Regions from separate parts of the Homo sapiens genome. Here regions 1, 3 and 4 are each linked to region 2. The links are chromatin contacts, found by Hi-C or POLR2A ChIA-PET in ENCODE. All regions are on one chromosome and are shown on one strand. Each heading gives the region's core, a stretch centred on a gene start or an enhancer-like site at or near the end of the contact. The rest is flanking DNA. Distances are from core to core; before and after follow the strand shown.

Region 1 (5,358 bases), core at 126-2,625, 490 kb after region 2:
CTCCTTAGCCACACCGCAGGCAGGAGGCCCGCGGGCTTCCCAGAGCAGCCATCAGAGCCCTGTCAGAAACGTTAAGGGCTAACTTTTCTCTAGGCAGGCCCAGGGTGTGCAGAGGGAGTGTCTGGGGACCCAGAGGAAGAAGGTCCCCGTTTCTAGGGAGACGCAAGGGCGATGCTAAGTTTAAGAGGCAGGGTAACAAGTCCGGCCAAGGAATCGGGGGTGAGCGACGGGACAGGAAGGCGTGCCCACTCCACAGGAGGATGGGACACACGTGAACAAGCGGCGAGCTGCCCAGGGGCCGGATGCCGCCACCAAGCAAGCGAAGTTGGAGGAAGAGCAACAGCGGAGTGGGCCAACGCAGGACCACCCGTGGTCTCCTCCGCACCTCATCACTGCCCCCCACGCCCAAGCACCCACCCACACACTCCCACGTGCCGTGGCCACTTCCGCCGAGACAGATACTCACCTTTGCCGCCGGCGCGGTCCTGCTGGTCGCCAGCTCCCGCAGACTGCCGGCGGTGCTGCCCGCGGCCGCGGAGAGGAAAACCGGGGAACCCGGGGTGCTGCCTGCCGCGCCGCCCCCGCCGCCCGCGAGCGTGGGGGCCGCACTCTGGCCTGGGATGGGACGCGCGGGCGGGCTGCCGCCGGGGCTGGTGCCCGCGCGGGGCCGCTGACGGATGCCGTCCAGCAGTCGCACCAGCAAGATGTTGGCGGGCAGTTCGTCCACGCCGCAGCCCACCAGGATGCGGCACTCGGGGCAGCGCAGCTCGTGGCGCGAGCACACGATGCTCTCCAGGCAGCGGCGGCAGAAAGTGTGTTGGCATGGCAGCACCTTGGCCGTGGTGTCCAGGCGCTCCAGACACACGGAGCACTCCAGCAGGTCCAGCAGCGACGACTCGTCCATGTCCTCGCCCGCCCCCGCGGCGGTGGCCGCCGCCCGACGCCGCCGTCGCTCGCCTGGCCTGTCCTCGTCGCCCTCGCTCTGCGCAGCAGCGGCGGCCGCCTTGGATGCGCACAGCCAGGACGCTCCGAGCAGCATGGGGGAGGCGCCCGCAGCGGTCTCGCGCGGCTGCCTAGGTCCCGGGGCCGGCGTGGAGCCCGCCACCGGCAGCCAGCATCAGGACTGGGGAGCCGGGCTCCGCCGTGACTTTCTTCACCCCGGCTGGTGGCCCGATGCTAGGGCTGTGGCGGTGCGAAGTGGCTCACCGACCGGCCTGCGTGGCGGGGACCGGCCTGCGTGGCGGGGACCGGCCAGCCGAGCCCGCCCAGTCCTGAGCGCAGCGCCTGCGGCTGCGGGCTACACCTGTCCCGCCGCAAGTCCGCCCCGCGCGGGGGACCGGGGGTGCTGCCGGGCACGAAGCTCAACGGGTTCTGTGCTGCAAGCGGCGGCTCGCGCCTGGGAGACCAGCGGCAGGAAGTGCGGGCAGCGGCCGGCCAGGTCCCCGGGGAGGCCGGGGCGCGGCGTGCACGCTCCTCCGCGCAGCTGGCGAGCCGCACCGCCCCCGCGGCACCTCCATGCGCCCCTGGCCTGCTCGCTAGTCGCTGTCCTCCAGAGGATTCAGCAGGACCGTTCCTCTTCCTCGGCCGCGAGCACGTGCGCGGGGGTGCGCGCGGAGGTCACGGTCACTGCGGGGCTCAGGGAAGGAGGCGCCGTGCCTGCAGGACTTCCCTTCGCTTGGGCGCAAGCCGGCGATTAGCCTGGTCCCCTAGGACATCTCCAGGGCTCCGGGGAACCTCTCCTGCGCAGGCTTGGCCCTGCCTCCTCCAAGCGTCCGAGTCTTTTTCGGCTTTTCGTGAGCCTCAGAGAGGGACGTTTCCTGCCAACGCTGCTGCGAAGGAAAGTTTGGGCGGCGTTATCCCGACTGCCTTCCTCGCCAGCGCCGGCGAGCAGCTTGGGGACACAGCCGACGCCCGGGCATCCTCCCCGACGACCCCCCGGAGCGCTCCCAGTTCAGACTCCTTTCCGAGAAGCGCGCAGAAGTGACAGCCCCGGAGCTTCGTTCCGGTGTAGGTGTGGGGATGCGCCGCAAGGCAGGAGGGGAAGGCGCTCCAGTTGAAGGGGGCACCCCGGGGCCCGCGCCGACTCCTCCCGGCGCAGCCTTGGCTCGCCGGAGTCGCGGGTCGGAGGCTGGCGCCGCTGCCCGCCGACCAGCACCCTGGCGCCAGGCGCCCGGCTCCACGCCGCACCCTTGGCGACGCTGTGCGAGGGGCTCTAGCGCCCGCCGCGGCGCAGTCTCGTGAACCCCCGCTCCAATTTTTTCCTACGGAGGCGCAGAGGAGGGTGAATTCGCGCTCTCCTTCCCGACGCCCCGGCTTCTGGGAGCGTCAGAGCAACGGAAGTACGTACAGGAGGACCGAGAGCAGCAGGGAAGTTTGGCGGTGGGCTGGGGTCGGCGGCGAAGATTCCCTGCCGTGCGCTGCCCCCTCGTGGCCGCTTTGCGTTCCCGTCGGGAAGGGCTGGGTTCCAGTCCAGGGCCCAGCACAAACCAGGATTGGTTGGACGCTGCACAGCGAGTTCAGTCAGGGCTAACATCAGAAGAGTCGTGGGGGGCCTGCCTATCGGCCAGCCTGTCCTTGTGGTTTGTGAAGTTGTATGATCTTTCTGTTATTATTAAGGAAAAAAGTAGTATTTGTTGAGGCTAAAAGGCCAAGAGCGTGCTATATATTATTTAATCCTCTAAACAGCTCTGCCAGATAATTATTTTATTTATTTATATTTACTTCCATAGCTTTAGACAGGATCTCGTTCTGTCAGGCAGGCTAGAGCGCGGGGTGCTATCACGGCTCACTGCAGCCTCAAACTCTTGGGCTCAAGCCATCCTTTCACCTCAGCCTCCTGAATAGTTGAAACTACAGGTGCGCCACCACGCCTGGCTAAATTTTTAATTTAAATTTTTTGTAGCGACAGGGTCTCCTTATGTTGCCCAGGCTAGTCTCAAACTCCTGGGCTCAAGAGATCCTCCAACCTCATCTTCACAAAGTGCTGGGAGTACAGGCGCCAGCCACGGTGCCCAACCTGTGATAATTATTTTAAACTCATTTTACAAATGAGGAAAGTGATATTCATACTTGTAAAGCCATTGGGGCTGAATTTTCATTTTTGTATCCACAGAACTAACACATAAAGTTTACATGCCATTAGAATGTAAGCTCTCTGTAAGCTACAGATCTTTTCTACTGTAATATCCTTAGTGCCTAGGGCAGTGACTAGCATATAGTAGGTGTTCAATAAATATTTGTAGAATTAATGAAAGGATACGTCTCTCTTTCTCTCTCTCCCTCTCTCTCTCTCTCTCTCTCATCACCTACTGGTGATTTGAAGGCAGATCTTAGTATCTCAATTACACATATCCTGTGCTTATATCAGGATGCTAGTCCCTGGAAACTTTGCTTCTGATAGCAGCAGGTGGCTTTCTTAACCTGGATGTCTCTCAGCAATGTGGATTTCCATCTGTATGATTTACATCAGCGCCAACAACAGGGTGAGATGGAAAGCATCCCAGAGCTGCCTGGCTTCCCTTGAGGGCCGAAGGAAGGGCACACACCTCGCAGTGCATGGAAACATGTTCACATGAGCCACCTTTCACTCTTACCCTTGCTCAGGAACAAGGGGAATTTTTTAGAGCACCCAGGATGCTTGATCCAAGAGCAGATGGTAGACAAGGGGGAGCATAAAGAGGGGACCCATCAGGCACTGGAAGGGCTCACAGAGAGCAAGGACGGCCTGTGACGACATGCCCTGGTGCTTTTGGTTGCAAGCAACAGAAACCAACTCTAGGTAAATTTTAAAGGGAGCAGAATATACACTAATAATACGAGGCATCTCATAGGATCCCAGGCTAAGAGCTGAGCCAGATTAGCACAGATAGAGCCTGCAGTGTGTGTTGCTGTCCCTGTCTCTAGTTGATGACTCAACCCTTCACTTTCTTGCACCAGCTGCCTCTGCTTCCCAACCCACATGACAGAAAATGCGGTCAAATCTTCATGAGCCTTTCTTCCAACAACATCAGCCACTCCTGGAAGTTCTAAAACTCTATCACTAGTATGGACCAGTGGTCACTCTTTGGACCCGTGTGCCTTGGCCACAGGAGCAGGATCATCTGGAACCTGGCAGCACTCTCTGTAGTCACACAGGAGAAGTGAGAATTTCCAGAAGAATTGCCGTGCTGGGCAGTCAGAACCACAGATGCCCGTGCCAGAAGCTCACCGCCACATCTCTGCCCTCAGTACATCTTTATCTTGCACGACCCAAGACAGACAAGAGCAAGAGAGAGCCACTTAAGCCCACCTTTCCCAGCTTTCTTCTCTCTCCACTTTACCCCTTTTGCCCCTGCCATAACCAGCACCCACAGGACACACAGACTATGCACCCAGATGTCCACAGTGACTGGGCAGGGCATGAAATTAACGAAGCAGGGTGAACCCCAGGCAACAGGGCCTGGTGGGGACTGCAGTGAGCTTTGTCTGCACCCTTCAGAGGAAGTAGCTGCTGCCCAGCTCCAGCCCTGGGGGAATGACGACCAAATGTTGCTAGACCTTCATACCTTTCAAGAGAAGTTGGAAGTGCTGCTTTTTACATGACATCTCCTGATGTTCAACAGTTGGCAACCGATTTAGTTCTCAAAAACCACCATATTAGCCAAACAAAATAAATGTGTGGTCAAATTGGCCTACAGACCGCCAGTTTACAATTTCTGGTTGAAGTAGCCAAGTACACTGTGCTACAGCGTGAGGGAATTTGAGGGTGTGAACTAAATAGTTGAAGTATTACAAATACAGTCTTATGTTACTCGGTTAAATTTGCACATGTTCAATAAGCCAATTATATAAGTAAATAATTGAGAAGACCTGGCTTTACAGCCATTCCTAAAAAGATCTGGGGATTTCAGTTGACCACAAGCATTGTATGAGCCAACATGAGTCATCTATGTACTATGGCTGACTAGAGAAGTAACGAAATCTTCGGATGCCTTCATGAAAGTTAAGGTGGGGGGTGGTCAGGGTTTGGAAAAAAATAATCCCATTGTACCTCAGACTTGTGAGATTACTTCCAATTCTGGGTACCAAAAATTAATGACGATGTGGTAAGGGATCCGGAGGCCTCATCCATGAGTTTCAGTTGAAGGAACACAGGGCGTCTGTCCAAAGGAGAAAAAGCTCAGAGGAAACAGGACTGGACGGCTGTATGTCAGGTTTTTGGCGGCCCAAAATTTGAACTTCTTTTTAGATTTGGAAGACGCTCCACATGGTGATAGTCAGATAATTCTAACCCCCCCACCAACTCTGCTAAGGTGTGGGAATGTGACAGGCTCAGCTAGTCAAAAGCTGCCCCTCCCCCACCACACTCTGGGAGGTGGA
Region 2 (6,226 bases), core at 3,494-5,993:
GGGATAGGAAAAGGGTCAAATAAACTGAAACTTCAAAAAGCATTTTGTGAACTGTAAAACACAGTATATGTAAAAAGTCTAAAGGACGACAGAAACTTAGACAATTCAGAGAAAAATTCTACTGTGAACATTTTATTTTCACAAAACAAACTTTACAGATTTTACAATCTCCCAAATTTCACTTATTTAAAAATAGGAGAGACAAGGCAACCTAGACTCCAAGATTGCAGGCGTGAAAAAACTAGTACCAGATATTCAAGTTATATATGCAAACTGCATTTTATATACCATGAAAGTGAAATGTGACAAACACTCACTAGTTTCAAGTGTACCTTATAAGAAACACATGGACATACTTGGGTTTTTTAACCACATAGTCTCATATCAATAAACATCTAAGTATCTGACATGTATTTTTCCATTAAAGGTAGGCACAACTCTATGAATATCAAATTATATCAATCATTTGCTTTTTATAATCTTGACTGGAAACTGAAAAATAAGAGGAATGTAAAGTTAAGTAGCCGAAAATGCTACTTACTGCACAAAAGCACATCATGAAAAGGAATGCTAGAAGTAGTTCTCCTCAGGAATGGGTTTTTGAAAATTTAAAATATTATTTTATCAGAAAAGTTAAAGCCTTCAGTGGGAAAACCATGGTAAATGACATATTGACTCAATCTCTAAAGCCCTGGCAAATTATAGATTTTGTGCAATTAGTGACCAACATATACATTTAAGAGATAATACTGACTGTTGACCAGAACCTTCTGATGGTTCTGAAGCATCTGCTCTTTAGAGTTACTTCAGCTTTACATGTCTATGAAATTTAAGATTCCTCAATGGGATGTTATAGCTTATTCTGCACTAGATACAAGTAATATGTATAGATTTAGAACAAATGACTACTTTTCACCTTCCAGGAGCCTGTTTTTATTTATACAAAATTAGATTGGTTTTTCACCCACATGTATGCATAAGTGCTTCTCAAATTTACACCGTTCATATCTGAAATCCCACAATAAATGCAAATAAATGGATACTAGTTTATATATTTCATATTTTCATTCATCTTTTTTTTTTTTTTTTTTGAGACAGAGTCTCCGTTGCCCAGGCTGGAGTGCAGTGTCGTGATCTTGGCTCAACTGCAACCTCCACCTCTCAGGTTTAAGTGATTCTCATGCCTCAGCCTCCTAAGTAGCTGGGACTACAGGCACGCACCACCACGCTCGGCTAATTTTTGTATTTTTAGTAGAGACAGGTTTTCACCATGTTGGCCAGGCTGGTTTCAAACTCCTGGCCTCAAGTGATCCACCTGCCTCGGCCTCCCAAAGTGCTGGGATTACAGGCATGAGCCACCATGCCTGGCCTTTCATCCATCTTTAAACAAATTCAATGACCATCTAGAGACAGATGTGACCAAAGTGTTACAAATTTCTATGCATTTTCTATGAATTGCTCTGTGCAGTTCACACATGGGTTCATTCACCCCGCAGGCTGTGAACTTCCTTATCCTGTAGGCTGCAGGTACTTAGGTTTCAGCAACTACGCGACCCAAAAGACTAAAGGAGGACTTGTTTAAATTAGTCCCTCTCAAAAATTGTTTCCAATCTTATAACAAACAGATTTAATATGCTTGTGGGTTAAATTTTAAAGTAGTTATGAAGCCATTTACTCTAATATAAATGAATGAAATGTAATTAAGAACCATACTTAAACGAGTACTTAATTTTAATGAATGGTATTTTTCATTTATATACAAAGGAATAGCCAGCAGCATTTAAATATAGAAATAGTCCCATCTCTTCTCTATTCCCTTTTATAAAGTGCCATTTTAATTGGGTAGATTTACTACCCAGATTTTCAGTAACTACAGGATAGGTATCTAATTGTCAAGAAAAGCTTGGAAAATTAAGTTTAGCATTTTAAACATTTGTAAAACATTGCTACAAGTCATAGAGACTACCAATGTATTAAAATAAAAAGTGTACCTTACATAAGAATCATTAAGTTGGTTTAATAATTACTTCACAGAAACATGGGCTCATGAATACTTAGGCCAATTTGTGCTAATTATTTAAACCAGAAACAGTTTCTGTAGGTAATTCAGCTCTAAGCACCATTAAATAGGGTTATGCCAAATAGAACAATGGTTAAATAATCCTCAGAATAAACACCCCAGCAAATTCAAACTTTTAGAATAGTAACAAAAGTTAGTGAGAATCCGAAAGAGAGGCAACATTTTATTGAAAACTATCATAGGCTGCTAAGTGTTCTCTTTAAATAAAATTTTGTGTAGTTATTAATGTACCTTAACACTGGTGTACCTTAATAGTGGTGTTAGAGATAGGTGGAAACCATACTACAGAAGTGAATGTTGCCTGTTTCTTTTGTTCAGTGATTAAAACTGAAATTGCTTTTAAAAAAATAATTTAACTGCTACTTACAATACACATAAAATACCAAGAAGATTCCCATTTTATTCACATTATTCTCTAATTAGTATTTTTGCATTTCAACTTTGATCTGACCTTCAGTAGTACCTTAAAATGCAAATGCAATTAGTAAAAACGGGGCAGCCTGTCGTTTTCACACTTAGAAATACAATGTAGTTTCATTACAGTTTGCATTTTTTTGTTACTCTTGAAAGAGTAACCCCTTATAAAATCAGATACATAAAAACTGCATTATTCCTTACTTTGCAGGCATCCAGGAATGGTTAAAGCAAAGGAACTCTCATTCATTAATTCATTCATTCTGTTCCCCCAATTTAGATACATTTCTAGTCTCCAGAAACGGACTCCAGGGCAGGGAAGTGGAGGGCAGAGAAGAGGTACAGGTCAAGGTATGATGAATCTCTGAAAAAGACATCCACTTTTCCCAGAAGGCTAGCCTGAAGAGAACTCCGCCCCATCCATTCCGATCCCTCAAGTAAGAATGCATAATTTAGCTTGTCCTTCTGGTCTCACTTCCTTACAACACCTAGTATTCAATTTATTAAGACAAATAAACCTTTGCATTTTCTAAAAGAAGCAATTTTTACCCAAATACATTGGACTTTGGTCTCAATGTGAAGGGCGAGTGGCCTTTAACAGGTCGTTCCTCCCCCACTCCCTCCTCCCCCCTGCCCTCCAGCGGCTGCTCTGGGTCCCTGAAAGAGGGTGTGGTGTGGACGATCTGGGTTCTGAATCGGATTTTGTTGAGTCTGGGTTTTATACGTCCACTAGAGCTGCCCGAGGCTTTGCGCCCTGGATCCTTGGCTTTGCCTCCGACCCACCCCTCAGCCGAGTGGTGATGGTGGTGATGGTCCCCTCCATCTTCTAGGGCGTGTGAGAGTTTGTAGGTGATGAGATGCGAGGGAAGCACCTTTGAAAGCCTCCAGCGCCCGCCGCCGCTACCCGCGGCGCTTTCCCCGTCACCCTCGTCCAGGGCTCCCACCAGGTTCTTGATCTCCTCGGCGATGCTCCGACTCAGGTACTGGGAGGCCTTTTTCCCACTGTAGTCCCTGATGTCCACATCGGCGTCGTAGGCCCCCACCAGCAGCTTCACCACCTCCACGTGGCCGTGCATGGCTGCCAAGTGCAGGGCGGTGTAACCCCCGCTCGTCCTGGCGTCGATGTTCACCGGCAGCTGGTGTTTGTTGGCGAAGTTGACTAGCATGGCCAGAAGCTCCTGCCTGCCGTGCTTGGCGGCCCAGTGCAGGCAAGTGAAGCCGGTAATGAAGTCCCGCTTGACCAGCAGGCCGGGCTCGCAGGTGAGCAAGCCCTCCAGGCTGTCCCACTTGCCATCGGAGGCAGAGAGCATCCACGCGTGCTCCAGGGGGTCCAGCGTCACGGAGCCTCCGCCGCTGCTCTCCTCCTCCGCGGACGACGAGGCCACCGATGCGCTGTCTGAGTCGCCCCCGCCTCTGCCGCGTCCTCCCCCGGAGGAGCTGCCCGGGCTGCTGCCCCCGGGACACACGCTCCTCTTCAGCTGCGGGGAGCTGCCCATCACCAGGTCACGGAGGTTCTGGCGGGCCGGCCTCTGTGCGGTAGCCCCCACAAGGGAGCTGCCCCTGTCCGCCTCCTCGCAGCCATGTGGCGGGAGCTCCAGGTCCTCGCTGGGCCCCGGGGCTGGAGTCCGCGGTAGGGGCTGCACGTCGCGCCGCGAGTTCTTCCTGCGAGCCCCGGCGCTCAGGGGCGGCCAGTGCGCGGGGGCGGGGGGCTCTCCCTCGCCCAGCTCGCGGCCCTGTCCAGGGAGCGACTCCGGGGCCGCCGCGTCGGGGAGCCGATCGCGCGCCTCGGGCCCGGCAGGGCCGTCGGGGGCCTCGGGCTCGGCGGTCACCTGGATTCGCGGCGGGTCCCCGGAGGGCTCGGACGGCCCTTCACAGAACCTCTTCTTGAGGTGCACGTACTTGGCGCCGTCGGCGGGATCGACGCGCACAGTGGCCACGGCGTTCACCAGCTCCTTGAAGTGCGCGCGGGCGCGGGCGCGCTGCTCCGGTTCGCCGCCTAGGGCGCCCCTGAAGTGCTGCACCAGCTCGGCGTGCAGGGCCCGGCCCCCGCGCTCCGCCAGGAAGCGCAGCACCGCCTCGGGGCCCAGCGCCGCCTCGGGGCCCCACTCTGCCGGCCCCTCCATCCTCGACCGCGCTGCTCCCCCGCCAGCGGGCGGCTCAGCGCGGTCCCATAGCGACGGGCTCCCAGCGGCCGGCTCCCGACGGCGGCGGAGTCTGGCGGGCTCAGCGGGCTGCCAGCCTACGCGTCTGAGGCCAGAGGACTCGGCCACCGCCTCACTGGGCCGCGCCCGGGCGGACACGCCCCCCGCACCCCCGCCCCGCGCCCACGCCACCAGGCCACGCCCACTTCCGCTCCCCGCTGTCTCGGCCACACCTACCTAGGGCGGCCTCGCCTCAAGGCCCGCCCACTTCCGGCCTCGCGAGGGCCGCAATCACTGCTCCGCAGTTCCCGCCTGCATTCCTCGCGCCGTCTTCCTGGAGTCCCAGCTCTCCTTCAGCCCGCCCCAACGCTGACGCTCAGTCCTCAGGCGTCGAGGGTAGCTCCTGTGAGGGGCTCGCTTGGCGCAGGCAAAACGCTCAGCGCGCACCACAGGGCGTCCGCCCCAACCCCGCCCCCGGAGGCCTCCAGCTCGGCCCCGCCCCTGTCCCTTCCCCGTCGCGGAGGCAGCCTAGCCTCGCGCCCCGCCCGTTGCTTCTGCCCTCCGGCCTTCCCGCCGCCGTCGCCGGGACCAGCCGCTCGGGGCCGGGCTGATACAGCCGCTTCACCGTGCCCCTGCCCGCGACCATGGCCTCCTCCGAGGTGGCGCGGCACCTGGTGAGTCCCGCCGACGCCGGGGCCCCAGCCCCGCGCTCCCCGGCCCCCGCGGGACTTCCCGCCCTCGACCCACCGGCCCCCTGGTCCGGCCCGGGATTGTGACCCGCGCCCCCTCCGGCCCCGCCCGCCCAGTGCTCCCCGGCTTCCGCGGCGGCCGGGCGCCTGGGGCGGGAGAGGAGCCTCTGCGGAGCCTGGGCGCGGCCGGACCCCGGTTCGCGGGGCGCGGCGCCAGCGTCGGGACGGTGGGAGAGTTCTTGAACGACTTCCCGGTCTTTGCCAAAAGTTACATCCACAGCGGTGTTTGTGGGTCTCTTACGGCTATAACGGAGTTGAAGGCGCAGTGCGGACTGATTGAATAGCGGTCATCTTTTGCAGCCGTGAGCACTTCCGAGCCTCCCTGCCGCCGGGAGAAAGCCCGGCTCCCCTGGCTTTTCAAAAGCTCTCCCGTTTTATCCGATGGTGTGGTCGTCCAAGTTTTCCTCCATTGGGATTTTAAACCGTTTTTTTCCCGCCTTGACTCTTTTGTACTCTAAAAGAACGCGTTTGTTCACTGTTTTGAACCTTTCCAGTTACTTTTGTAGATTTATCTCGCTTGTTAGTAAGCCAGCGGTTTTCCAAGTGTGGTTACAACTATTTTCGTTAATAGTACCAAGGTCGTGTACATCGAGTTTTCCAAAGGCTACATGGTATGGAGTGATCTCACCGCCGTTTGGAGGCCCGATGCCTGTGTATTCTTAAAAACAAATTCTCCCTTTTAATTTTTGATAGTAAACATTGGTGGTTTTCATCTGTGTAAACAAAAGCTCTTTGGAGGCTGGAGACCAAAAAGTTTGAGAACCACTCTACTAAGCAACCTCCTACATGAGAAGTTTAAATTGTAGAAACAGTTCAGATTGCAGGCTGAGAGATTAGAGGAT
Region 3 (5,512 bases), core at 1,825-4,324, 360 kb after region 2:
CATCAGCACAGGTCACTGCCCCTGGATGGGTCCTGCTCTGACCTGGCAAGACCCTACCCCTATTAGGAAGGACAACAGCAGTGCAGGCCACTGTCTTCAAAGCAGCACGTATTATATGTCTGAATAACAAACCAGAACTTTCTGGCAGTCATCACTCAGACACGGCTGCCACACAGTCAGGCTCCTAGAGGTACCGGTGACCTGCTGGTCAGTGCAGGGATGTTAGGAGCACAGCCAGCTGTGGCCCGGCCTGGGGAATTGCGGGATGACTGACTGGATTCCTAGTGAGGACAAGGATTGGTGGCACCACCCATACATTGTTCGGAGGCTCACCGCCCTGGCCAGCCTACATGATTGGATTGGCCCTGGTAGGTGTGGGCTGTGCTGAGGGCCCGAGGAAGCCTCCAATACCCAGGAGGTGACAAAGCCTAGAGGCTCTGAGCTGTAGAGACCCCTGCAGAAAACCCGGCTGCACTAGGGTTTGTGGTCCTCTCAACTCTGCAGTTTCTCGCTCTTTAGAATGGGGACAAGACCTCCTGACTGGCTGTCACAGCGGCCACTGCATCAGGATCCCCTCAGTAAACATTCCCTTCAGCCCCTACAAACAGCGCCAGGCTGTCCCCCACTCCTGGAAACCTGGCCACTAGGCATTATTAAGGTAAGTTTACTCTTTCGTAAGCCTCGTTGATGGGGTAAAAGTCTTACCAGCTACCAGTTGCTTGGTGTTTCCAATGTCTGGGCCGGTTAAGCTCCAGATCAGAAAGTCTGCCTGGTAGCCCAGGGATGGCAGGGCTGTGAGGGTCAGCAAATAAGAAAGTGTACATGTGTGCACAGGTATGTGGGTATGTGTGTGCACATGTGGTGACAATCAAGCAGGGAAAGAAATGCTAGAATGGTGAACACAAAAGGCAAGCTGGTCTAATTCATTCTGAGCCCAGGACAGCCCTGGCCCTGGTGTCAGAGAAGCAGTGTGCTCTGTCTGTGTTTACTGTGACTCACTGGGAAAGTGGGGTTTCCAAAAAAGCCTCCACTTAAACAGGCTGGCTGTCTCCTGTCCGTAAAACATACATTTTCAGCCCTTGTTTCTGCACTTGGGGCCCCTTGGTTTTTTTGGACACTGAGACAGGGAGCTCTAACTGTCTACTTCAGGAAACAGGTAATGAACGTGTCAGTGGCTTCCCTGAAGCGCAAACCAAGGCACTCAGAAGGAAAGTCTTCTTCATGGGATGGGTGGCAGGCAGAGTCTATCCTGCTCCAGTGGTCAAGGGAAGAAAGTAACTCCTCACTCACCACGAACTTGGGCCACAGTTTCCTAGCTGACAACCTCCCAGCCAGACTCTTGGTGTGCCCTTCACAGACTTCAGGGCAGCTGCTATTTACAAGAAAGCCATGGGGCTTCTTCCTCCCTCCCTCCGTCCCTTCCTCCCTTCCTTCCCTCCTTCCCTTCCTCTCCCTCCTTCCCTTCCTCTCCCTCCCTCCCTCTCCTTCTTTCATTCCCTCCTCAATTCCTTTCTTTCCTTCATTCCTCCTTCCCTCTTCCTTAAGCCCACATCACTTAAAAGCAGAAACAGCTGACTTTGTACCTCCTGGCCACAGAACGAACAACATGACTTGATGCTGCCTCTCCAAGAAGGACTTACCGTCATGTCCACATGAGCAAGAGAAGCTCCTGCCCCAGTGGGCACTTTTCCAGGATGCTGAGTGAATGTCGGCTGCAGAGTGGACATGAGGGATTCAGTGGCTTTCGGGCTGCCTAGACACAGCCACTGAAATACACGGTGCCCCTACATGACATTCAAATGCCATACAGTGCAAGTCCAGGGCAGCAATGTGACCCGTGCCTGGTCACAGGCTGTCTGAGAGCAGAGGCGGAATAACTCCCTCCAGCATGAAGAGCTGCTAGTCCTCCACACATCTCCATCCACCACCGTTCATGAAAAACACATAAAAATGCCATTCAATTAGGTAGAGGCTGATGGTTAGTCTCCGGGACAATGGAAGACAAGGGACACCCCCACCTGTCACCCGGCACTGCCACCTAAGAGACCCTGAAATAAAAATCCCACTTCACTGTTTTCTCCAGTGATTCATTCATCAATAGCTCGATGTATTCCCTTTCCCTGATTAAAAGTTAACTCCACACAAGGAAGATGAGAAAAGAAAGATTGAGAAAACAAAACTTAGACCACGAAGACTAGGGAAAAAGTAATAAAAATTGTGGCACAATCCCATTGGCAAATCCCCTCGAAGCTCTCAGGCCAGTGCACCTAGCAAAAGGGCTTCTGTGCCCTTTACACACTAGCCCCTCAAAGCTCCAGGAGTGGACTGAACCTGGGCCTTGGTAAGTGTTTGTGACTGATCTCAAATCTCCCCTGTTTCCATGAGAGAGCACTCGTCTCCCTGTTTCAGTCAATGGTAAGTCTGAAACATCTCCTTCCTTGCAGGGGAGGACATCGCATTGCCGCTCATATCCCTAATGACACACTGTCAACTGACAAGCCCAGAGCACCTTCCAAGCTCGCCCCAGGACTACGTCACAGCGTCAACTTCCCCCACTCCCAGTAATACGCTCAACCAGGCCCAAGTGAAACAATGCGCGACCTGTCCATGGCAGGCTCTCCAACTGTGGGGTCTTCCTTGTCTACCTTTCACCTCCACTCAGGGGACAGGACTCAGTGAGGGCCTCCGCCAGGTGCTGGGTCACAGCGGCCAGAAGCACGGGCCTGGCCTCTCCCTCCAGACTTTGCAGGCTCATGGGAATGCCAAGTATTAATATGAAGCACATACAGGCTTACATTTGTGAGGAGGAAAAAGAGGACAGTAAGAGAGTATGTACATTTACATACAAGCACACACAGGGAATCTTCCTCAGGGGACAGGTGCATCCTATTCACTAAGCAAGAAAACACTTCCTCTTCCCCTTCCTTTCAAAGGCCTTGATCTGCAGGACAGAAGCAGGGAGAATGAAAAGGGCAAAAAGGAAAACTAATTTAACTGTCTTCTCTTTCTGAAAACTCGGCCTATTAAAAGCACAAACAGTCGGCAGGGCGGTTTCATTTCCTTGTCTTCATTAAATCAGGAAGCTGAGATTCAGCAGAGATTCTGGCCCTAGAAGTAGCTTATCGGAAATGACCATGAATTATCACCCCAGTGTCCTCCACATGTTTTCTGGTAAGTAGTTTCTTTACTTAACTGAGAAGGTTGTTCCCAACAGTTCTCAAAAGGTGTTCAAATTCCCAAGCCTACCTCATAAAACATTTTCATAATTATAGAGGTGATAGCAACCTTGGTGAGAACAACTATCAAGATGATTTTGATGGGGTTATTTGCTAATTTTGCCTCTTCTGTGAATAAAGATACCCAGTCGGCTGACTAATACGAACCCCAGTCCAACCCTGAATGTGTCCACAACCCCACAGACCTTCATACTGATCATTGAGAACAACCCAGACATTCCCTGGTGGTGGTAAAGTTAACCGAATAAAGCACTTCTCCAATGCTCTGTATTCTTAGAGTAGCTTTACTCAAGTTTCACCGGTGGGTGGTATGGGGTCTGCTGGAAGCCCAGTGTGACAGTGTGACCCATTCACTGGGAGATACTTCCAACCTAGATGCACTATTCCGAAGCCCCAACAGGTTGCCTAAATTGATTAGGAAAGTGAAATGCCACACACACAAAGCAAGAGTTGCACACGTGCACATGTACACACACAGACACACACACACAAACACTAATCTTTAACCTCCCACCACCATGACACGGGTACCACCTTGTGTCTTTTAGCCTTAGGAGGACTGCAGGCTTGTACAGTGTTGGAGCCATCCCTGTTCTTTCCAGATACAAATGATCTAATGGAGTAACCTAACCTGAACCACAGAGCCCCACATAGGTGTTCAATATCCTTCCAGAGCATTTTTCTAGCTTTTGAGACCAGAGTGGGTCACATGGAGCGTACTGTCTCGCTGAGCCCACCCGTGAGAATTCGGACATCCACAGAGAGCAGATACTGCCCTGGCGAGGCAGTGCCTCCAGCCTAGAAGTACCCATCTGTTGGCTTAACTGGAGCGCTCATGGGGCACTGTCCCGAGCCACTAAAGTCCCGGCAATGAGAGGCTCCTCTCATGGGAGCGGCTGGCACAGAAAGAGACAACCACACACCAACATTAGGGGGTACAGCTGAGACAGCAGGAAGTGAAACCCAGCAGAAGACAAAGAAACTATTTGACCAACCTTCTCACGGGGTCATGGGAATAGTCATGGTTTCTTCACATGTGCCTCAAGTTTTAATCAGCATCTACAATGTTGTATTGCCAGACCCAGGTACATCAGCTCAGTGTCAGAGGCAAAGCTGAACGAGGCTGGTAACATTTACATGCAATGTGTCAGGCCCTATTCTAAGTACTTTACAGCATTAATCCATTTAACCTCCCCAACAGTCCAATGAGGAATGTGCTGCCCCCATTTTACAGATGGGGAAACTGAGGCACAGAGAGGCCAACTTGCACAGGATTATACAGGTAGAAAATTATGGCACTGACTCCTTGGTCTGCACTCTAAGCCACTATGCTGCTGCGTGCTAAAAACTCTAGAAAAACATATTGATTGTCCTCAGGTCAGACATCCAAAGGTCTGGAGTGGAGTGAAGAAGTCTATAAAATGCTAACAGAAGAAAAATGTGATTTTCTTCATGTTTTCCTCTAAGAGTCCTTGCTAGAGGGGTTGGTGAGGCAGTCATGCTGGCTGCCACTAGCCCAGGGAAATTCTCATGTGGGTCAGAAAAAGCACCCCTTCAAGACAAATCTAGGATAAATGTGATGTGAATGGTGCCTGGCCCCTGAGTTGTATGATGTATAACCTACACATCTCAGGGGCCAGGCCCCATTCCCAATACATTTGACAGCCTTAAGAGCTGTGGAAGGGGAATTAAAGACTTCCATGCTTTTAGAAAGAAGAAAATGCAGTTCAAGAAAAAATACTCATACATTACTTTCTGGTTTCTGCTCCCTGAACAATTATTTTCTTAAATTACAAATTATAAATCTTTGTGTGTCAACCTATATAGCAATCTTTGCATCTAAATCAAAGAGAAATCATGGTCTCCACTTGGCCTGGTGCTTTAATAACCACCTGTTCTATTATATGTTCTATTTTCCAGACAGCCAAATTCCTTTCCAAATGACCCAGATACAACCATTTTTATCAAAATTCTAAGCACAGCCCCAAGCACAGGCTAAACCGAAAGACTGTTAAATTAGTCAGAATAAGAATTTGCTGCCTCAACATCTTAGATCCAGCATGAAAATCATGGACACAAGTGGTATTTCTGTTGCCTGGATTAGAAAACAAATAGCAAGCCTGGGAAACATGAGAGCTGGGCAGCAAAAAATGCCCTCACCAGCCCACCCGGAAAGCAGCGCCCACGTCCTGAAACCACATGGACACAGCCTATCCTGGGGCCTCTTCTTTGTAAACACTTCTGCCTCCCAAGGAAATAAACTAATCAAAGCACCT
Region 4 (5,656 bases), core at 2,285-4,784, 400 kb after region 2:
TTCTCCAAGGACTCTGTATTTGAAAAACCATAATAAAAGATACCCAAAAGGTTCAATGGAAGACAGAATTTTATTAAAAGAGTGATTGCTCCCAGAATATTGTCTACAGAAAACAACCCCAAGTGTCCATGAGCAGACGAATGAATAAACAAGATGTGGATGACCGTACGATGGAATAGGATTTAGCCTTAAAGAGGAAGGAGATCTGACACACACTGCAGCATGAATGAGCCTAGAGGACACTGTGCTGAGTGAAATAAGCCAACACAAAAGGATAAATACTGTGTAATTCCACTTAAATCCAGCCAAATTCAAAGAAACAAAGTAGAAGAGTGGGTGCCAGGGCCTGGAGGGTGGAGGAATGGGGAGTTAAGTGTTTATGGGGACAGAATTTCGGTTTGGGAAGACGAAAAGAGTTCTGAAGATGGATGGTGGTGATGGTTTCACAACAATGAGAATGTGCTTAATGCCACTGAACTGTTTGCTTACAAATGGCTAAAATGGTAAATTTTTATGTTATGTATATTTTGCCACAATTTAAAAAAATATATTTGTATGCCAATTTAAATCAGGTCCTAGCAAATGATCAGACAAGCATGTGACCCCACAGTTTCACCCTGCCTTGGGCACTGGCTAGAGAGGGCAGGAGGTTCCAGTGAGCATGCAGGGTGGGCACCCATCAGCCTACAGAGCATGGCTGGCCATCTCACCTTCAGGAAACGCTCTGCCCCACCTCAGGCTTCGGGCTGTGTGTTCTCTGCTGACTTTCTGTATCACAGAAGCAAGGCACTTAAGCTTTGCGGCCAGGTGGGCGTGCACTGCCACTTCTCCATGGATAAGCCCTGCACCGCCCTCAAGTGACCAACTCCCCTGGACTCAGGTTCCTCCTCTGCAAAGTGGATCTCACCGTTTTAACACAGAGGGTGGTTTTGGAGCTAAATAAATGATATGCTGTGAGGTGTGGAAACACTGTCCTCAAGGTGGGATCACTAAGCTGAGAATGCTATTTCCTTTAATCCCCTTCCCTTTAAGTCAGGGCTAGAGCTGGCCAGAGAGAAAGTAGTTAGGACCTGGAAGCAGGCAGGGAGGCAACAGTAGATGCAATGATGGGCAGGTGCCTAGTGGATCCCAGTTCACTCTCTCTCCCGACTCACTCCCCACCGATGCTGAGCTGGGAACCAGACCTCACGATGTCCCCCGGGTTCCTCCTCCAGCAGCTGACAGGCTCCGTTCTTCAGACTGACTGCTTGGCTGTCTTACCTGTTCCTGCCCCAGCTCCCCCATGAATGGGTGCAGTCATGGCCATGGGAAAATTCTAGACTTGGAAGTTAACAAGCCATGGGACATGGGCACCCAGCTCACGTGGCCGCTGGCACGGTAGAAGCCCAGTTCCACATTCGCAGCTCTGTGTGGACCCCACTCTGTATGCCGGTTCCTCGGGACTCCTAACATCTGCTTCCATGTCAGAAGAAAGAAAAGGAACAAACTCGTGCAACCTGAACACAGGGCAAATCCCAGCTCATCCCTCCATCCTTAGATGTACAACTGTGCAGCGATGTCCCCCATTAGATGTCCTAGCAGTGGCAGTTCACAGGGTGAGTCACACGGTCTGGGTGTAGGATTCCAGAAGCAGCAGCTTCTCAGTAAAATCGTAGGTGAGAGCCCAGCACCCTTCCTGGCATCCAGAGTCACCGAGGAAGAACTCTACCCAGAGAGGCACTCATCACAGGCAAAAAACTACATCAGACAGGGGCTCTCCCGAGAGGAACCCACATAGAAGCAGGAGTGCACTCCGAGTACACACTGCTGAAATCAGGGCCCGGCTACCTCCCACCCCTGTTCTGATGGTGTAAAGTGGCTTGAGGAGGGGTCAGCTAGCTTGAGTATTTTACAAAGCATCTGAGTTCACTGATCTTTATCAACGTACCTTCTCCAGAATGCACCCTCCCTTCTCTGGTGTTAAATCAACTCTCCTGATTTTAATCACAAAACAATTGTATAATGAAGACTTATTCTCTCTTTACCCATGACCCAAAGTGGCCTTCTCCCCTACCCTCCAGTTTCCTCTGCCCGTGACATTAGTAAGGGGGCAGGGACCATGAGGGGAGGTTACAGACTTCTTATTCCATAATTGAGCAATGCTCAGAGAGAGAGAAACACAGAAAGACACGTAGATGCTTAACACGGTCAATTGTGATGTGTATGGAGGTTAGTCGTCCCACTGAAGGTTTAACGCTGCTCATTTTTTCCATGGACAGCTTTACTGGTTAGAAGTACAAAAGCTGTTTTCTCAGATTATTTGAGATCTTACTCTGCCTCCACCAAGATGTGTGAGCTCAGCGACGTGCCCCTTCTCTCCTCAGCTCACTACAGCTGGTGCAGAGCTCCTGGGCTGTGGTGTCAGTGCCTACCACCCTCCAAGTCTCAGATCTCCCAAAACACTGCTGTCCGCGTCACCCCCAGCAGCCCTTGGAACTCAGTCTCCAATATACATAGATCTTGCTCCCCTTTAGGGGTGAGGACGCAAGTCCAGAGGGGTGAAGCCACAGGCTCAAGGCCACACAGCTAAATGTCACCAGAGTTGCAGCTGGAGTGGAGCCCATCTTCTGATTGTCCTGTCCACGGGACAGAGAGAGCCCACAGATGCCAGCAAGAGTGTCAGGCAGAGACGTTCTTCCAGGGCTGTTCAGATGTCCTCCTCAAAAAGGATTCCTGTTTGGCTGTCTTTCAATCATCCCCCTTTTGTTTCATGTCAATGAAATTTCTTAGTCCTTGTCTCACAGGTCTTCTACGCCAGGGCCTGGCTGGCTTGGGCTCCACTCCTTTTTTTTTTTTTCTCTTTTCTATGACTCTTTTTTTTTAATACTTTAAGTTCTAGGGTACATGTACACAGTGTGCAGGTTTGTTACACAAGAACTCTCTACACAGCACACGTGGCCCCGGCCTCCTGCTGCCCCCACAGCCCCAAGGCCCCTCCTCTGCCAGGGTAGCAATGCTCCCAGGAGAATAAGGCAAGCCCTTCTGCCCCAGCTTTTGGGGCCACTCCCTTTGGGTGATCTTATCTCTTGTGGTTTTACCCATAAACCACATGCTGACAGCTTTATTTCCAGTCACTTCCAGTCTGCGTCTTAGCCTCACCTCCAACAGCCTGCTGAGGCCCCTACCTAGACGCAGCATGGGGGCACCCGGCACACCCAAGACAATTGGCAGAAACACCCCTTCCTCCTCGCCGTCCAGTGACCACTGCCTGCCCTCCATTTCCTCCAACCAGAACTGCAGGGCTGGTCTCAGAGCTCCTCCCTCCCCTGCCCGCCACGTCCACCCAATCCACAGGTCTTTTGCAGGGACTGCTCCAGGCCTCTGAGGGCAGTCACTGAGTCAGCTTCCTCCACACTCTGACACCAGTGTCCCGGGAGGCTTTGCCTCATGGGCTTGGGTTACTTCAGTGACCTCAGAACGACCCACGGGCTGTAACCCTGCCCTTCCAGCCCATCCACCACACCACACCACACCCTATCACACCACACCACAGTGAGACCACGTCACGTTCCTATTTAAAACCATCCCCACGTTCCCCACTCAAGGTAAAGGATAAAGGCCAGGCTCTGACACGTGACAGATGAAGCCATCTTGACCTGACCTTAGTATGCCTGTGTAGACACACAGTTTGCTGCCCTGACATGGCTCAAAGGTGCCTGCTGTGTTGGACACAGCTGGTGTCCACCCAATGCCCCCATCTTCCTTGCTTTAAGAGCCCAGCCCCCTGTTAGGTGATAGAGGCTTCAGATGGCAGATATGCCCTTCTCCAGGCTCCCTGCAGATCCTGGGGCCACGTCCTCACCAGTGAGATATAAGGGGAAGTGTCCTGGATGCTTCTGGGAACACTTTCTTCCCTAATAAAATGAGGGAGGTTTGAGGAGCCCTGGTCCGTCCCTCCTGTCACCCAGCAGTTATCACTGGAGGACAAGATGCCCGGGCTGCGTTTGGCGTACACATAGCCTTATGCTATGGACACACCAGGGTGTGGAAGGGCAAAGAGGGAGGAAGAGCCATGTCCTGAGTACATCACTGAGCTCAGAAGCAGCCCTGGGACCACCTACTTCCAGAGTTCTTGCCAAGGAAGAGAATAAGCAACCGCGCCCATGTGGTTTAAACCCAGTTTAAAAACTGGGTGTTCATGACTTGCAGCCCAGAGCACCCAAAGTGATGCAACTGCTTGACTGTGCTTTCAGATTCCTCCGAGCCTTCCCAGGACTGCATCCTCCACCTGCTCAGAGTGCACTCCTACCCTGCTGCCGACACCTGCACACCGCTCAGCACAGGGCTTCCCTGGGATGTGTGGGCAGCATCTGTCTTTTCATCATCCACTATATTCCAATCATCTTTCTCCCCCACCCAACAGAAGTTCCATAAAGCCAAGACTGTGTCTGATCCACCCTTGTTCTTCCAGTGCCCAGCCTGGTATGGCACCTACCCCACACCAGCTCACCAGGAGGTCTAACTCCTCCAGCAGGGAAATACCAGGGGCAGAGGGAACTGACGGGTGGGGGAGAAGGCTGCTTTGGGCCACGGGCAAAGAGAGAATGGGTCTTTATTATACAACAATTAGTTCTGTGATTACAATCAGGTGAGTCCATTTAACACAAGAAAAGGGAGGTTGCTATCTGGAGAAGAAACATTGACAAAGATCAATGAACCCAAAAGATCTGTCAAATGTGTGGGTCAGCCGACTTCTCCTCAAGCCACTCCACTTGATCTCATTTCTCCAGCCAGCTGGGCAAAGCTACCTCAAGCCAACCTCCCTGGAGCTGTCGGAAAGCCTCACAATGCAGTCAGGATGGTTGCTAACAAATTCATTTTGAGACTTTTGTATTGTTTTTCCTTGTCAGGATTCTAAATGAAATACTGTCCAAGTTGGGATTTATAGTCACGTATAACCAGCCAAAGCAGTCCCCTACTTTCCCGACAACATGGTCAGACTCTAATTGAAAACTGCCCCTCCTCCATAGCGAGCCAACTGACTTCCTTCAGCCTTTTCTGGGCAGCCTCATTTCATGGAGTTGGAGGGAAGTGAGGAGTCAAGAAGAGGAGGAAGAAAATCCCAGATCAGACACCAGTGGCTGGTACCCTGACAAGTCATCCAGAAGCCAAACAAAACCACAGCCACCCAGAGGCTCGATTCGGACCATTGCCCGGCAAGCCGCACCAACCACCCATTCACCAGCTTACATTCCAAGTTTCGCTATCTCCCTGGAATTCCGCAAAGCCCACCAGTTACACCAATGCAGGTGCTCAATCAGTCATTTATTGAATTCAGTGGCATTCACATTCAGGTTTCTAGAAAGAGGTAACAGAAATGTGGGAAGGGGCTGGGTGCGGTGTCTCACACCTGTAATCCCAGCACTTTGGGAGGCCGAGGAGGGCGGATCACCTGTGGTCCAGAGTTTGAAACCAGCCTGGCCAACATGGGGAAACCCTGTCTCTCCTAAAAATACAAAAAATAGCTGGGCATGGTGAATGCCTGTAATCCCAGCTACTCAGGGAGGCTGAGGCAGGAGAACTGCTTAAACCCAGCAGGCGGAGGTTGAAGTGAGCCAAGATTGCACCATTGCACTCCACCCTGGGTGACAGAGCGAGACTCCATCTCAAAAAAAAA

Evidence for each region. Hi-C counts contacts between places; a loop is a spot of excess contacts on that map. ChIA-PET counts read pairs that join two places held with the same protein, here RNA polymerase II (POLR2A). Pooled maps may share reads with other maps.
Region 1: a map of heart left ventricle shows a loop between it and region 2 (6-fold over the local background). The contact joins the promoter of SH3RF3 here to the promoter of SOWAHC in region 2. A Hi-C loop is called at or near these places in 3 of 168 maps with a recorded cell type or tissue (PC-9, chondrocyte and heart left ventricle) and 17 of 50 pooled maps. POLR2A ChIA-PET finds 5 or more read pairs at or near these places in 1 of 52 experiments (BJ).
Region 3: a pooled map shows a loop between it and region 2 (3-fold over the local background). The contact joins the enhancer-like site here to the promoter of SOWAHC in region 2. A Hi-C loop is called at or near these places in 1 of 168 maps with a recorded cell type or tissue (sigmoid colon) and 6 of 50 pooled maps. POLR2A ChIA-PET finds 5 or more read pairs at or near these places in 2 of 52 experiments (PC-9 and naive thymus-derived CD4-positive, alpha-beta T cell).
Region 4: a loop to region 2 is called in a map of CD14-positive monocyte, with 6 times the contacts of the local background. The contact joins the enhancer-like site here to the promoter of SOWAHC in region 2. A Hi-C loop is called at or near these places in 1 of 168 maps with a recorded cell type or tissue (CD14-positive monocyte), 1 of 37 single-sample maps with no recorded cell type and 8 of 50 pooled maps. POLR2A ChIA-PET finds 5 or more read pairs at or near these places in 1 of 52 experiments (GM12878).

The regions. Positions count from the first base shown.
Region 1 is chr2:109,125,222-109,130,579 of GRCh38, reverse strand. It overlaps SH3RF3 (SH3 domain containing ring finger 3), which reads right to left and starts at 1,375. Exons shown (of 10, transcript NM_001099289.3): 1 at 467-1,375. The coding sequence starts at 1,039. SH3RF3-AS1 (SH3RF3 antisense RNA 1) reads left to right here and starts at 461. Exons shown (of 1, transcript NR_029193.1): 1 at 461-3,253. It also overlaps a transcript of RANBP2 not described here. RefSeq lists silencers at 1,360-1,559, 1,590-1,639, 1,650-1,719, 2,100-2,159.
Region 2 is chr2:109,612,881-109,619,106 of GRCh38, reverse strand. It overlaps SOWAHC (sosondowah ankyrin repeat domain family member C), which reads right to left and starts at 4,743. Exons shown (of 1, transcript NM_023016.4): 1 at 117-4,743. The coding sequence starts at 4,617. The coding sequence ends at 3,040. It overlaps SEPTIN10 (septin 10), which reads left to right and starts at 5,141. Exons shown (of 11, transcript NM_144710.5): 1 at 5,141-5,309. The coding sequence starts at 5,280. It also overlaps a transcript of RANBP2 not described here. RefSeq lists silencers at 4,690-4,859, 5,120-5,369, 5,400-5,489 and an enhancer at 5,342-6,226.
Region 3 is chr2:109,253,338-109,258,849 of GRCh38, reverse strand. All of the region lies in intron 1 of SH3RF3 (SH3 domain containing ring finger 3), which reads right to left. It also overlaps a transcript of RANBP2 not described here. Among named protein-coding and RNA genes, the nearest start is that of MIR4266, 58 kb to the left of the region's middle. RefSeq lists an enhancer at 4,062-4,351. Within about 2 kb of position 3,074, at least 5 of the 41 ENCODE cell types and tissues checked have a DNase peak (open chromatin) inside an H3K27ac peak, as active enhancers do.
Region 4 is chr2:109,211,654-109,217,309 of GRCh38, reverse strand. The region is part of intron 1 of SH3RF3 (SH3 domain containing ring finger 3); the gene reads right to left. It also overlaps a transcript of RANBP2 not described here. Among named protein-coding and RNA genes, the nearest start is that of MIR4265, 73 kb to the right of the region's middle. RefSeq lists enhancers at 3,047-3,096, 3,137-3,186. Within about 2 kb of position 3,534, at least 7 of the 41 ENCODE cell types and tissues checked have a DNase peak (open chromatin) inside an H3K27ac peak, as active enhancers do; they include CD14-positive monocyte, where a contact is called at or near this core.